Linked DNA regions of Mus musculus: region 1 is linked to region 2. The links are chromatin loops, found by intact Hi-C in ENCODE. Cell type or tissue: heart. All regions are shown on one strand.

Region 1 (8,000 bases), 63 kb before region 2:
AGGTGGAACAACATTATGAACTAACCAGTACCCCGGAGCTCTTGACTCTAGCTACATATATATCAAAAGATGGCCTAGTCGGCCATCACTGGAAAGAGAGGCCCATTGGACTTGCAAACTTTATATGCCCCAGTACAGGGGAACACCAGGGCCAAAAAGGGGGAGTGGGTGGGCAGGGGAGTGGGGGTGGGTGGATATGGGGGACTTTTGGTATAGCATTGGAAATGTAAATGAGTTAAATACCTAATAAAAAATGAAAAAAAAAAAACTCTCTTAAGTATCTGAATGGTATTTCATTCTTTATTTTCCTAAAAACACAAACTCAGTCAGGTAACACTGATACATGTTCTGAGTTAATAAGTCTTGTTTTAGTTTTAGTTGCTGTAGAACTATTTGTAAAAGGCAGTGACCCCTCCCGAGGACTTCCCACCACACTTGCTTGCCGAGAGTCCCCCACTCTGATCCATTTCTGGTTGCAGATACAATGGGATACTCTAATATAACGTAGTTCATGTAACATCTACAGAGCCCAGATTCGAAAGCTGTTCCGAGACATTCCATGCGCTCTTCATGGCTATCCATCCCTGGGATTTGATTAAAGCATGAATTTATTATCTCAAAGGAAACCCTTTACACATCACACACTCACTTTCCAACGCTTCCTGCTCCCTAGTCCAGCAGTCCCCAGCAGCCCCCACAGGACACATGTTGTTTGGTTATCTGGTTGGTTTTGTTTTGTTTTGTTTTGTTTTGTTTTGTTTTGTTTTGTTTTGTTTTTCTTGAGACAGGGTCTCACTGTGTGGCTCTGGCTGGCCTGGAACTCACTATGTAGACCAGACTGTCAAACTCACAGAGATCCTCCTGCCTCTGCCTCCTGGGCACTGGCTTTAAAGGCATGTGCCACTGCACCCCACAGATTTTGTGTTTTTGAGACAAGGCCTTGCTCCATGGCCCCGCTGGCCTCGAACCTCTGATTCCTGGGCTTTGGAAGGCTCAAACTCCTTGTGCTGTCCATGAGAACCACTGTTCCAGCTTTAGCTTCATGCTACATACAGCAGGACACGCTACATCACGGAGAAGGATGTCCATCCGGCCTGATGTGCTGATGAGCCATCTGCAGGCATCTTCCGTGTGCACTACTGTGTCCCCGCACAGCATCTGGCCGGGCTCCATCTAGTTTAGCAGCTTCTGCATCATCTCTGGGATCTGTAGGGCCAGAGGGGAGGGGAGCCAGACAAACAGGCAAGAGGCCTTCCCTGAGTTTGCTTTGGTCATGTTGGGATGCAGCATGTGTTTAATTGTAAACTACTAACCCAGCAGGACAACAGTAAGTGCCTGAGTCACCTGACTTTCACCTTCTGTCGATTTTTAGGCAGGGCAGCATCCGCTCCTGCAAACACACACACAAAGGAAATACAAGTTTTTGCTCGAAAGATGCCATGAGATCCAGATTTTAATATTAAGATAAAAAGATGGCACCACAGTTGGCAAATCATGTAAAATTCATCATCTCATGTAGTCAGTCCTTCCTATACCGGAAGGAAGGTGACATTATCATATCCATTTACAGATGGACGAGTGACAGTGGGGGGGGCCGGGGAGGGGGTACATGACGTGCCTGTGCCTGTGTCGTTGGGAATGGCAGGTAGTGTTCCTTACAGGATGTTGGAGTTCACTATTTATTGTCAGGGTTGATCTCTCAGGCCACCACAGACTTGCCACAAAGACTCTGAAAACACTCTTTCCAGCTCTCCATTTGCTTGCATCTGACAAGCATACCAGAGTCTGATTGAACAAGCAAGACTCAGCCTCTGAATCTGGGAACAGACTTTCCTATCTGAGACACATGGGAATGACTGGTTGGAATTCAAGCTAGCAAGTGGTGAACTCAGTGGAACACAGGCTAAGTGTAGACCCCTGACCATGCCCTCCTCTTCCCCTGCTCTTCCCTGCCTCCTGCCCACACTCAGGCTGCACTCCAATTGCCCTAAGCTGTTTGAAGTCCCCCCAGCTTCTTAGGTCCTTGAGTCTTTTAACACTTATTCCAATAGGAGCAGCAGCAATGGTCATAGCCTTTCTAGGTTCTGTATATAGACTCATTACAGTCTGTTCCATTTCACATGGCTCAGACTGGGCACGTCCTTGGGCTTCAAGTGACACAACCTGGGTGCTTGCCTGGCTCCTCTGGTATGTGATAGGCATGACCTCAGGCTGATGCCATCTGTCCCTGCTTCAGCCTCTTCATGTGTAACTCTGGGCAGGCTGCTTCATGGACTGTGGTGAGAGCTAAGTGAGGTGGGCACAGCCTCTGGCACCTGGTTCACTCTGAACTTCCAGACTGAGGCCCTCCCATTTTGCATGCTCTCTGCTGTGCCCAGGTTTAAAACCTCTTCTGCTGTCCCCTCAACTTTATAGCTGACCGTTGATTCAATATTCAGACCACTTCTTACACTGTTAAGATGGCATCTGCTCCCCAGAGCCAAGAGTTCTGATGCCCTGGCAGGCTCTGATGTTGGACCAGGGTCATGAAGTGCAATGGTCAGGGAGGACTTGAACTCAGGCCCTTAGCCTCCCAGGCAATTCTTCCCTTGGCCTAAAAACCTCCAGAGACTTCTAGAAAGCACTTCTGCTTTCCCTTTGGGTTTGCTATGCCAAGTGGGCCACACACCCTTTCTCGCTTGTCCCAGTGCAAGCAAGCTTTCATCATCAGAGTGGCTCTACCCAGCACTACAAAGTTTTTTTGCAATCAAAAAAATTCCCTGAGAACCGTCCTGGAGGCCTCAGCAACCCCAAGTTCCCCGAATTGGCCCAGGTTAAGGAAAATCTGGACACACCCCTTTGTTAAAGATGAAATAGTCCAAGGTAAATCAGTCCCCAATATTGTACCCCCAAGCCCCTAGCACAGGTGGAGGGGTGATAAGAATGAGAAGGAGGGGCAAAAGTTGTGGATGTAACCCTTTTGATACCACGTTAGAGGTCAGGGAAAAGATATTTCACGGAACATTAAATATTCCTGAAAAATCTGGTTGAAAATCAAGATAACGATGACATGGACTTGAGGGCAGAGGAGTAAAGGAGAGGGGGAAAATGCCCCTTAATGATGTCCTAGGCAAAGGGAAGGACAGGGGTCCCCACACCAAAAATCCCAACAAGGAGATGGTATTTGGGGAGTTTCCCCTTCGCTAAATCACAAGTCCTGGGACGACCGTGTGACCGTGTGGGTAGCCCAGACCCCCTCCTCGCATCGCCTCTGCTTTATTGGTGCCCGGGCTTGCACCACTGGACCCCATGGGTGTTTTTCTGCCCGGCTCCCGCGGTCCAGGGGCAGCCAGGCAGGTGGCGCCCGAGCCGAGCGCATCTCGACCCCTCGTCCCAGGTGAGGGAGGGGCCGCGGGGACCCGGCGCCCTGGGGGTCGGGCCTAGGCGCCCGGGACTCGCCCAAGGTCACTGTGCGGGCTGGGGCGGGGGCGGTGCGGGGCGGTCCCGGGCGCGGTGACGCGGGGCCCGTGCTGCGGCGGGGCCCGGGCGCGGGGGGCGGCGCGTCGCGTCCTCCTTTTGTGCGGCGCCGGGCTGGGCTGCGAAGGTAAACAGCGCTTCCTCTTCCTCCTCGCCGCCTCTTCCTTTTATAGCGATTTCTGGCCGCGCCGGGGCCGGGCCGCTGCTGCTGCCGTTTGCTGCTGCTGCTGTCGCTTGCTGCCGCGGCGGGGCCGCTCGCGAACCTGCGGCGGGGACGCGCGAGCCGCCGACCCGGAAGCGGCGTGTGTGCACCGCAGGCTCCCGCCGCCAGCTCGCCCGCCCGCCCGTCGGGCCGCCAGGTACGTGCAGGGCCGGCCGGGAGCCTGCTGCGGCGTCGCCGCCCTGGTTCACCGGGCTGCAGGGAGGGAGCGAGCGAGCGCCTGGGGCGCTGTGCACTGGGAGGCTGGGGCGCGGGGTCCGAGTGGTTGTCCCCGGGCACACCCCTCTTGCAGGCCAGGTGAGCGCTGCAGGGCCTGACCCGGGCTCCGCGCTGCCCTCCGCTAACTTCATTTTGGGGGTGGGGGTGGGGGTTCCAGGCCAGGAGGCTGAATTGAGGAACCAAAAGGGCGAATAGACTCGCACCAGCCTGACTTCCTTCTGCTCCGACCCCCGCCGGCGTTTAAACAGCACTTCCTCTTTGCCCGTTATGTTTTCATCATCATCGGCATCATCATCATCATTATCAGTTTTTTTTTTTTTTTTTTTTTTGAAAAATGGAAGTTTAGTGTTCAGAGGTGGAGGCATTTGGAGCCCACAGGGCTTTCTGGGGGTCGTGCACACACAGTAGGTCTGGAAGGAATCCGTGTGTCCTCTGAATGTGGGTCTTGTGTCTGGGGTGGGAGGAAAGAGGAACCCGGACTTCCTTTGCAAGCAGAGCCCTAGGGGGTTGTCTCAGATCCCCACCCTGCCGCTAGAAATGGAGGGGTGGGGGAGGGCTTGAGTGTGAAGGTGGCGCAGCAGGGAGAGTCACGTGGCTGTGCACCTCTGTCTAATTCTTGGTCCTACCACTCACAAGCTTTGTGACCTTGGCCAAGTTGTCTGCATTCTCTGGGTCTTTCGGCTCCTTGTGTCTGTAAAATGGGCCGCTCTCAGTTCTGGCCTGCAGTAAATGGGACTAGGTTTCCTGGCCTTGAGGTTCAGGGTGGGAATGTCACCTCCCCTTTAATGCCTTCATCCCTTAAGACACGTGCCGGGCGGGAGCACAGGGAGGCTTCCTATAGATAGTTGTGAAATGAATTGGTGGCTGGTAAATTTTGAGAAGTGAGCCCGTAGGCTTCCTCATTTTTGCCTTCTTTGCCCTTAACTTCCACCCCATCATCACCAGAGCCATGTTTTGTTACTTCAGCCTCCAGAAATCCGCGGATCCCTGGAGGAAATAGGGACTCCCTCTGAGGAAGCTTCCACTCTGATTTTGATTGAGACTCTCCCTATTCTTGGAGGGTTGTATTCAGTGTGGAGAAAAAGGAAGCTTTTTTTTTTTTTTTTTTTTTTTTGCGATGACAGTGGAGGTGGCTGGCAGGGTTGCCAGCTGGAATGATTTCCCAGGCCCTGGGCTCCATGTAACTGGGAAGGAGGCTGGGGGAGGTGGCTTTTTCTCCTGTGGTGGAGCCTGCAGAACAGGTCACCTGGCTAGGCTTTCTTCCTGGAGGCACTTTGTAATAAGTATGCTGTAGATTATGAGTGTGTGTGTGTGTGTGTGTCACAGAGAGAGAGAGAGAGAGAGAGAGAGAGAGAGAGAGAGAGAGAGAGAGAGAGGAGGGAGGTATTTGTGCACTTTGGGAAATTTTAAGGAAATGTTGCTTTGTCTAACAGCCATTTCCCCCCTCTTTCTTTTCACATCCAAAGCCTTGTGTGCATGTCTCTGAAGTCTGAGAGCGACTGCTTCTTGCTTTGTTAATTTCTTGACGTGTTGAGACAGGACCTTATGATGTATCACAGGCTGGCCCAGAACTTGTGAATGTTCCAGCCTCTGCTACCCAAGTTCTGAGACCACAGGTGTGTGGCACTGTGTCCCTGGTCACTTCCATTCATTTACTACCGAGGCAAGCAAGCTCCTCCATTCAGAGACACTGCTACACAGCTCTTGTTAATGCACATGGTGGCCACAGTCACCTGTGTGGCAAGAGAGAATCTTTCCATTTCACCCAGACTTGGTGTGAGGCCAGGGCTTCCTGTTACTCAGCCTGGGAGAGGCAGGTGCAGGACCTTAGGGCTGCAAATCTAGCCTGGGGTTCTGGTGGTCCTCTGCATCCTGAATGGCTTTGTGTCACCTTGACAACTGTGTCTGGCTTATCCTGGGAAAGATGGACCTGTGTTCTGAATGAGTGAGAAAGTGATGGCTCCCCCTCTGTGCTTTGTGAATACATTCTGTCTACATCCCAAGGTCAGCATCTGGCATCAAAGTGACCTTGATGTTGTTCTCTGGTGGTTCTTCCTGAAGTAAAGTCATGGCTCCTAGTCCCTGGCGGGCCTTACATCTCGAGACGGGTGCACAGAAAGGGCTCTTAAGAGACACTGATGCCAGGAGATTGTGGCTGCATGTCCAGCATCTCTGCCATCTCTTTGATTGGAGAAACCACCTTTCTTGTGGCTTTGGTGGTGTGGGCACTTGGCTATCTTTAACAAATCTGTCTGAGGCTGTGCTGTGTAGATTTAAACTGGTTGCGTGAACTGGGTGTGGTGGTGCCTACCTGTAATGTAACACTATGGATGTTGAGGCAGGAAGATCACTGGTTCGAGACCAGCCTGTGCTATGTGATGAGCTGCTGTCTGACACAGACAAACACCCATAACATCAGTTCATCTGAGTGGTCAGCAGGTGGTCTTACATCACTATCACCTTGAAGCCCCCTTTTCCTGCCTGCAAACTGGTGAGCTAGTTCTAGCCCTTGCCCATCGCACAGGGTACTCATAAGAGAGTAGGATCCAAATGTAAACCCATTTTTCTGTTGCTCACTCATGTGCATCCAAGGTTCTGTGCAGTGTTCTCATCTGTAAAATGGGCAGATGAGTCGTGCACTTGAATCTGCATCAGTTATGTGATGGAAGTCCCGAGAACAAGACCAATTATGGCAATAGTAGTGGCAGTCTTGCCTGTCAGAGCATAGACAAAACGATTGTAGGAGCCCCTCTCTGTTTTAGCTGCAGTGAAACTTCCAGAGACAAAACGGGAAGAGGCCAGGGAGGGAGGGCTACTAACTTTCCTAAGAGGGGGTGTTTTTTTATAGGTTGCTGAAGACGGAGTGTGAGCTCTTGTGTATCCATAGCCCCGGGTACAGAGGCTTGCCAATACATGTTACCCCCCACCTTTCTCTCTGGTTCTCTCATAACCCATCCACCCTCTATGTGTTGGTGACACCCCTCCCTTATCTTCCTGAACCCGTGTATCTTCTTCCTGTTTTTAGCCAAGACTTGACTTCCCCTGTGTCTCAAGTGGACCCAGTATAAATTGTTTTTAGTAGAACTTCAGAATTTAGACTTCAGATAGACCTGAAGGCTAGATGGCCTTAGGTTGAAAGATAACTTCCTCGTCAAGGATATAGATAAGGGACAATTACCTGTACCCCACTGCCACCCCACCCTCCACCCCCGCCATCCATTTCTAGTTCCAGAGGCACTGAGAGTGTGGGTTTGGGGATCAGAGTACCCACTTGTGGGCAATCCTTCCTTTCTCTTTGAACCCTCATCATCTGTAACGTGGAGAGTCATGCTGGCCATCTGGAGGTGGCGTTGGGATCAACACAGAGGTTGATGGACCAGTATTGCACACAGTAGGTGCTCAGTAAATGTTTTTGCTTCCCCTCTATGAGGCTCTTTCTGTCCTCATCTAGTGTCACCATCCTGTCCCCCGTAACCCCCCCACTCCTCCCTCCCGTTCTGCTTTGGGAAGCAGCTCTGGGCTAGCGGGCTATTCCTAGAAAGATCTGGATTCTGCAAGCACTTGGAAGCCCAAGAGTGTTCTTCTCATCCAATTGTTGACCGGCTGGTGTCTGGGCTTCCACTGAGTGGGAGATGGTTCCATCAGAGCTTGTCGGGAAGACGAATCGGACGAGTCATTCACTCAGCTTCCATTCTGTCCCATTCATTCCTGCCCCCACTTGTCGAAGCCTTAGTAGCTGCCATCTGCTCCATGAGTATCGTTCATAAATATATAAATAATCGAAGTGGATGAAGTCTGCTGGAAGAAATGTGGCCCAGAGTGGCTTTTATAATATTTAAGACAATCTGAAACTACTAAAGGAGTTGCAGGGCTTATTTAAAGAAAGAAAGAAAGAAAGAAAGGAAGGAAGGAAGGAAGGAAGGAAGGAAGGAAGAAAGAAAGGAAGGAAGGAAGGAAGGAAGGAAGGAAGGAAGAAAGAAAGGAAGGAAGGAAGAAAGAAAGAAATTGTGTTTCGACAGGCTCCCTTTCGTGGCAAGAGCAAAGGAAATGTGTTTTTGGAATGTGGGTGAAGGACCTGTGAGGGGTCAGTGGACAGCTTGTGCAT
Region 2 (8,000 bases):
CAACTTGGACCCCTCCAGAGCCTCTCTGCTGGCCTCCTGGCCTCTATTGTCTCCCACAGTGGGTCCATTTGGACATCCTGTACCAAGTGGTCTTGATAGGAAATATATCAGATTCTGTTTCTCCCTTCGTTACAAGTATCTTTTCCTGTCACTGTGTTAAGATTTGCGGTGGCTTTGGCTTTTTATTGTCCTTCTCTCCTATCCCAGATGTCTCACAGACTTCTCTTGCTCCCTTGCTGCCCCGTTTTCTTGCCTCAGTTCCTCAGGACCAACTCTAAAGGTCCCCCAGCTTTGGCAAAACCTTCAGAGCTGTTCCAAGCAGAGATGGCTCCTTCTTACAACATACATTACAACATTCTCTGTTACAATTTCCAAGCTCTTGCTCTTTTATAGAAACCTCCAGAGACCTCAAAGAGGGACCATGTGTTCTCTACCTCAGACCTTCCCATGAATCCTGGGATATAGTAGAAGGGATAGCACAAAACGTTGATTGAACCCAACAGTTTATCTTAATGTTATAAAGATTTATTCATTTTCATTTGTGTGTATGTGTACATACACATAGGTGTAAGCATGTGGATACAGGTGCCTGTGAAAAGCCTGAGAGTGTCAGATTTCTTAGGAGTGGAAAATGGAAGGCAGTTGTGAGTGGCCTGATGTGAGTGATGGATCCTGATACACAAACACACACACACACACACACACACACACACACACACACACACACACATACACATTAACACATGCACGCACACAAACGTGCACACACACATGCACACACACAAACAGGCACACACACACACACACATGCACACAGACATACACGCACACTCACACACGCATGCACACACACACACATCCTCTGTAAGAACAGTTAAGTGTTCCTAACTGCCGAGCGTCCCTTTAGCTCTGTCATCATCGTCGTCGTGCTTTGAAATTTGAGAAGTAGACAGAGTGTAGTATATATATGTGGAGAATCAGACAGATCTCGGAGCTGACAGATTGCGTTCGAATCCTGGAACTGTCACATACTGAACCCCGCATTCCTCATTTACAAAGCGGACATGAAAACAGTACCAGATGGGTGTCTATGAAAAGCAAAGGAGGAAATGCAAGTCAAAGGCTGCGTACAATGCTTGGCACCGTGTAAGTAGTGAGAGGATTCCAGAGATCTGAGGTAGTGGCCCTGACTGCAGCGTCTCTGACTGGCCAGGCCTCTTTTGCCAACGTCTTCCCGGTGTCCTTCTGCTTGCTTTTGTAATCTAAAACTTCTAAACCTTTGGCCTCAGCTGAATGAAATGTGATTGTGGTGAGGCAGAAGGGGGGAGAAAGAACTGTGGAAGAAGAAATTTAGCCTTTCTTGTAGGGGGCTTGTTTCCTGAGCCAGCTTTCTGCACATGGGCAATGGTGGAGCTTGCTTGTGTTTCTCGCTATGTCCAGAAAATGGGTCCTGGGTCGATGAGGGGGAAGCTGCTCAGAAAGGAGCCTTTTGTGCTCTCAGCAGACCTGTCTCATTGTTTTTAGTCACCAGCCAACTCTTTTCAGAGTATAAGCACCTCAGGGCCAATGTCCACTTCTGATTCCCACAGATAGCATTAAGGCCAGTGGGTGAAGACTGTAGCGAAGTGTTCCTTATGGTTGGAGGTGTTCCAGCTAAACTGGATGTTCATGGGAGAGATTTCTGCAGTTGTTGTGTGGTTGCTTAGAGGGACCAGTCAGATACATGGTGTTACATTCGTGGGCCAATGAATACCAGTGTGTGTCAGGTAAATGGAGCAAGCCTTATTGGATGGTGAGGATAGTTTAATAAAAAATGATGAAAACCCGATGTAGTGTTGAGTCCAAAGCCTCCTGAAGTATAAAGATCTGAGATCTAGGATTCTTGCCCTCAATGTACAACCCCCACCCCAGGCTCTCCTGGATTGCATACCATATTGTCTTCATGAAACTGAAGAGGCAGACAGGCTTACTACAGTAGAAGACACCAGATTGAGTTAACTGGCTACATTTATCAAGGCCAGCGGTTCTTAAATGATGAGTGTTGGGAGTAAAGGGTAGGCTTGTGGGTTCGAACTGCCCCTAAGTTCATGAGTTGGAAAATCATATGCAGATTTGTGTCTATATATGCATCCTCCTAAGGAGAAAAAAAGAAAGTCCATACTTTCATGGGATTTTTCAGTTGGGGTCTTAACCCCCAAAATGCTCAAAACCTTACTTTCATCTTAGTGCTGTGCTCAGAAAACTAAATATAGTTATGGGAGAGGTAATTGTGCTAAACGTTTATATTTCCCTGCTAGTGCTCCGAGTTTTACAGCAGGATTCGAATGAACTAGTAGATGAGACCTTTTTTTGTGTGTTCAGAGGGGAAGGGAGCATTTATTTGCCGAGAGTGACAGTAGGATTAGAAAAGTAATTAAGTGGTGTAGCTCTACATCACATCAGAATTACAGCCCACTCGACGTTTCTGGAGTCGACGACCCCAGAACAAGGGTCTGATTTATCTAAAAAGACTGCCTGTGGTAAGCCACGTTATCAAGTGAGTCTCATTTCTGTTCCCAGACTGATCATTTAACACCTCCCAAGGGCGTCTCTGCGATAGCATCGCAGGCGATAACGGAGCTTCTCCCTAGGCCCTGGGGAGCCTGCCTAGTGCCAGAGCTGCCTCTGGAAGCGCGCGCGAGAGGCTCAGTACCAGGCCCGAGGGGAAAGGCTTGCTGCCAGGAGCCAGACCTCTCCAGGTGCGGGATGCTGGAATGTGGCGTCTCCCTGGGTAATTAGCTCAGAGCCTTGGTCTCTTTTTGAGCTTGTACTTGTTCACCGCCGCAGTAAGACCCTGGCAACCTCCCGAACGCCGCCTCCCGCGAAGGTGCTGCCCCTTTAAGGGAGGGCGTGGTCTCGTATGGCGTGGCCGCGCCCCCCGGCTTTCCTTGGGGCGCGCCGGACCACCTGTCTCCGGCCGCGCCCCGCCCCTTTCCCGAGGGGTGGGAGAAGAGGGCGGGGAGGACGGTCCAGGCTTTACCTTGCGCAGCGGTCGCGCGGCGCATGCGCACGGCCGGACAGGTCCGCGGCGCCCTCACTTCCTGGCACTCCCCCTCCCCCCTTCGCCGTTACCCTGTACATCCGGGTCTCTTGCCCTCCCCACTCCAAGCCGCCGTCGCCGCTGTCGCCTGGCTCTTCGCGGCTCCGCCAGAGGGGCAGGTGCGGAGGGGCTCCCGGTCCGGCCGCCGCCGCCGCCGCCCCGCTCCGGGCCCGGGGCTCCCCCTAGCGCCGTGACGAGCCGCCGGCGGCCGAGAGAAGCGCGGCCGAGTGCCCGAGCTCGCGGCGGGTGAGTGACCGGCCGGTCGTCTCCTCACGCCCCTTGCGCCGCGGCGGGCCGCGCGGCCGCTCTGCGCGCTCCCGGCCCTGCCTGGGCCCGGCCTCCGCCCATTCATTCTCGGCGTCCGCTCTTCCGCCCGGGCCGCGGCGCGTGCGGGAGCCGGCAGCCCCGTGCCGGGCGCTTCTCGGCTCCCCGGCTTTTTTGCCTGCCATCCTGCCCCCGTGCTCCGCTGCGCCCCGACTCCCAGGCTCCTCCGTGCCCCGGCGTTCCCTGCTTTCCGGGCCAGCTCTCCCGGGCCCTCACCCCTCCTTTCCTCGGACCATGCCACGCTTTGCCGGGACACCCTGCGCCCCTGGAGGGTTTGTGTGTCTTTGCTCCCATCGCTGCGTCTTTCACCTATGAGGCCAGACCTTTCAACTTTTAATTCCCCGCGTTTAAAGTCCAGATGCTCAATCCTAGGGTGTGGCCTTAGTGTGTTTCCAACACACACACACACACACACACACACACACACACACACAGCTTTTTATTATAATTACCCAAATCTATGTCTGTCAGAGTCTCGTGAGAGTGGCCATCGGGATGTGTGTGTAATCTCGTGGCTTCTTTGGACCACTCCGCCTCCCTCGTATGTGGTACATTCATTTTTCTCTTGAGCATAAAATTTGTCAAAAAGTGTTCTTTTCAATGATCCCATGCCTGCTTTGCAGCATCACCTGTTTGTACTGTTAGTGAGACTTTTTCTTGCCTCTGACAACTCTTATAGCACTCCTTGTTATCCCTTTCCACTCCACATACTGCTGGGATGCCTGAGCCCTTGCAGAACCACCAAATGCCCGTTCTGGATAAAGCAAAGTTTTCTCATTCGTTGACACTTTCTCTCTTCTCCTGAAGTGTATTAAGTCTGACACCTTTGAACCCTGCTGCGTGAGAAATGTGTTCCAATCAATTTTGAGTTTTTTGAGTCTTATAGTTTGGTATACTGATGTTCCTGTAGCCTAAGGAACTCTTGTCACTTGTGTGTCCTAGCACCTTAGTGCACATAATTTTAGATTAGCATACCCCAAGAAAAAACACACAGATCCTTTTCATGTTTTAATTGTGTTTAGTAGTAGAAATGGAAGCTTAGTGCTGAGGATGAGTGTAGTTGGAGCGTATTTGATAGTCTGTTGTAAAGTTTAACTGAAATTGCCTAATCAGCATCTATAAAATGAACTAACAGCACTTTCTGCACTGTGACTTTCATGGTCCGTTATGGTGAACTCCAGTTCATTTCAGAGCACACATGCCATATATCATGGCAGCCATACCACCCTGTAATGGCCACAGCAGCATTTTCTAATACTTTTTTCTTTCTGAGCAACTAGGTTTTTGTTGTTGTTGTTCTTGGGTTTGGAGGTTCCCCACCACCACCACCACTTTAGGCTTTGAATAGCCACTTTACAGATTTCTCTTTTTAAAAAAAAATTAATGATGTGTGTTTGTGTGTGAAAGTGGAGGAGTCTGCGTGTGATTCTGGAGTTGATTCTGTTTTCTTCCTTCACCATGGGATTCAGGGATTGAACTAAAGTAGCCATGCTTGGGCCATCTCACCCTGCCCCAGCAGCAAGATTTCTCATTCTTTTTTTTCCCCAGAGTGATTTTTTTCAGGATGACTTAGAAAATCCCTTATAACATCAGTAGTGATGTGGCTGCCTTGGAGGAAAGCCTTGCTTTGTAAAATGCTCTACATTTGGTGGTTCTGTAGTGTTATATGTAAATGCACAGAGTATATATACTTTTTTCTTCACTAAGAAGGAGACCATTTAATCAAGGGGGGCTAGGTTAATAAGTTGCTTTTGGTTGTTCCAGCAAAGAGTGAAGGCAGTTGATTTCTTACATGGTATAGGTGATGTTTAATGGAGTTTAAAAATTCATTTCTCTGAGCTTTCTGAAAATAGGTTAAAAATAAGGTGTGTGGAATTGTGCCATGTTCAAGATTATTTGACTTTGAAGCAACCATTTATCTTTACTTAGTAAACAGTAATTGATGGAGAAGTACAGAGTGATGGGTTTTTCATATTATTCCTAGTCTCCTTAGGGAAAAGCCTGGATTATCACTCTTACTAAGTATTGATGCTTCAGTTGTTAAGAGCCAGTAATTTTCTTTTCCCTGTTTAAGGAAAGCAAAAGACTATATTATCTGAAAACACTTGTGTTGGTCTTTATATCCTGTCTATTATTTTTGGTTATTCTTTTATAGCACAGCTTAGCAGTTTCTGCCTGGTGTATAGTGTATGAATTGTTAATATTTTGGGCATCCTAGACTGTAACAGCACTTTGGAACTATTGTAACTATGTGGCAAAAGTTTTAGAGAAAGATATTTTTTGCTCTGAGCTGCAGATCTCAAAATACTAAGTATTTTGAATTTGCTATGTTGGGTTATTAAGTTATTTTGAGATCTTTAGGGGGCAAAGAAGAATAGACATAACATTAGCGTCTAATTTATAGGCTGGATTTGTTTATTTCAAATGGGTGTGTCGATACATATATCTTGCCAGTATTCATGAACAGTAGTCACTTTAGAACATTTCTCATGTGTTTAGTTTGTTTCCCAGAGTTAGCATAAAGTGTTTTGGTTATGGGAGCTCTTCTATATCTGTTTACTAAAGTAGATTAATTTATTCAAAGATTTTTTTTTTAAACACATAGCAAAGATGGCATAATCCAACGGTACAGTGGTAACTTGGTTTTGGACTAGTCATGCTGATATGCTACCAGTAGCTAACACTTGTACTAGGTTTCTTTAGGCCGAGGTAGTACTTTAAGATATGGTTTAATTTTAAAACAGTCTTGTTAGATAAATACTTATACTGCTGTCTGATAGATGAGGAGTCAGGTGCTAGGCTGCAGTGTTGAGCAGCTGCCTTATACCCAGTAAATTAGCTAGATGACAACCTTGGAAGACATAGGTTAACTTTGATTCATTCTTGATCAACATTAGAAAACTAAGGTTCAAAGAGCTTTGGCTATTTGTTCAGGTGGCTTCTAGGTAGAATACCTTTTTGACTCACAGTCTTTAAATACATTTTTATTTCAAGGTATTCGTTTGAGGCCTTATTTTACATTAAATATTTAGATGGTATTCTTTAGGCAAGAAATCTTTTTGCATTCTTTTCTCCCCTGCAGTAATTTCTACTTAGTGTACTTTGCTAGTGCATCATGTGGCACATGTTAAATCTTGGACTGATAGTGTCTGGGACACTTCTTCCAGTCATCAGTTGGCATGCTTTCAGATAATTTAGATGATACTGAATTGTAGGTCAGAATAAACATTTTTGGATATTATTTGCTAAGGAAAAGAATTATGACATTATTAGTTGGGACTACTTGTGCCACCTCTCTCTTTTTATAAGGGTAATAGGGAATTGAATACACTCATATAAATGAATCTGAGATTTAACTAGGTCTTGAGCAGTTATTTGCCACTCTTTCTTCTTTCCCTGATTGAGATTAAAACCAGAGCCTTACACAAGCTTCTCTGCATATGCCCTACTATTGATATCTGCTTTAATCCCTTGAAGTATACATCTGTAGGTTTTTTTTAACTTAGAGATTCTTTTCATTGTAAAATTGTAGTGCTTATATGTGATTTTAAAAAACAGTGTATATGGACATAAAACATGACATTTAATTTCTAGTTTGAAATAGGATAATCCTGAGATTATAAAATGTGAGTACCAAATCACACCTGTAATCCTAGCACTTGAGAAGTAGAGGTAGGATTACAAGTTCAAGTCCACCCTTGGTTACATGAGACTGGATCTCTGAACAAATTTCTAAAACAGTAAAATGGAAATGCATAACCCTGTGACATTATTGTAATTTTCTTTCATTCCTTTTTAAAGACAGGGCCTCATTGTGTAGTTTTAGGTTGGTCTTGAATTTGAAATCTTGTCTCAACCTCCCTAGTGTTGGTATTATAGGTGTGTACCTTCACACAAGGTGTCTTATATGTCTTCACACAACAGAAGAAGCTGGATATAAATTCTTTTCTTTGACATATGGTATAATTCTTTGGTATGTCAATGGCCATTAATTTACCCAAGTAGTTATTGAGCACAAATCGGTGTAACAGTGAAAAAAATCAGTTGTGCTCCCTTCTCATATCTATTCCCTTGATAAAACACTGATGCTTGGAGCAGAAAAGAATTTCTTTGGCTTACAAGTTATTGTCCTTTGATGGAAGCCAAAGTGAGGACTTAGAGTGAGAGAACTCTGCTATGACTTCCTTTCTGTACTGTTTAGCTTTCCTTCTTATATAACTCAGGACCACCTACCACTGGATAGCACTACTCACAGTGGGCTTCCACCCCCCTACATACACATAATAGTTAATCGAGAAAATGTCCCACAGACATGCCCACAGGCCAGTTTGTCTAATAGAAGCAATTTTTCTGTGAGGTCCCTTTTTCCCATCTGACTCTAGTTTCTGTCAACTTCAGCACAGTGACTTACGTGCTAATACATTATGTGGGTTTCCAATCTTAGAAAATCAGGGTGAACCATCCTGCTGTGTGTATTACCTTCCAAGGTAGGACCTGGGAAATTGGCCAGGCAGATAAATAGTGAGTGCATGGGAATATGGCGAGAGATCATATTAGAATCTTAATATTTATTCTGTGTGGCAGTAATGGGCATGGT

What was found. Hi-C counts contacts between places; a loop is a spot of excess contacts. Peaks named below come from ENCODE experiments on the same cell type or tissue, not always from the same donor. Only the 100,000 strongest peaks of a DNase experiment are listed, where the experiment ranks them.
Region 1: a loop joins it to region 2, with 2.3 times the contacts of the local background. A loop is called at or near these places in 14 of 42 quality-filtered maps.

What each region holds. Positions count from the first base shown.
Region 1 is chr15:64,056,010-64,064,009 of GRCm38, reverse strand. It overlaps Cyrib (CYFIP related Rac1 interactor B), which reads left to right and starts at 3,562. Exons shown (of 13, transcript NM_001360036.1): 1 at 3,562-3,815. In heart, a CTCF peak has its summit at 3,325; DNase peaks (open chromatin) are centred at 2,179, 3,329, 3,679, 4,809 and 1 weaker place; H3K4me3 peaks cover 1,891 bases; H3K27ac peaks cover 1,766 bases.
Region 2 is chr15:63,993,223-64,001,222 of GRCm38, reverse strand. The region is part of intron 2 of Cyrib (CYFIP related Rac1 interactor B); the gene reads left to right. Among named protein-coding and RNA genes, the nearest start is that of Gm25628, 29 kb to the left of the region's middle. In heart, a CTCF peak has its summit at 3,257; a DNase peak (open chromatin) is centred at 3,022; H3K4me3 peaks cover 2,568 bases; H3K27ac peaks cover 2,242 bases.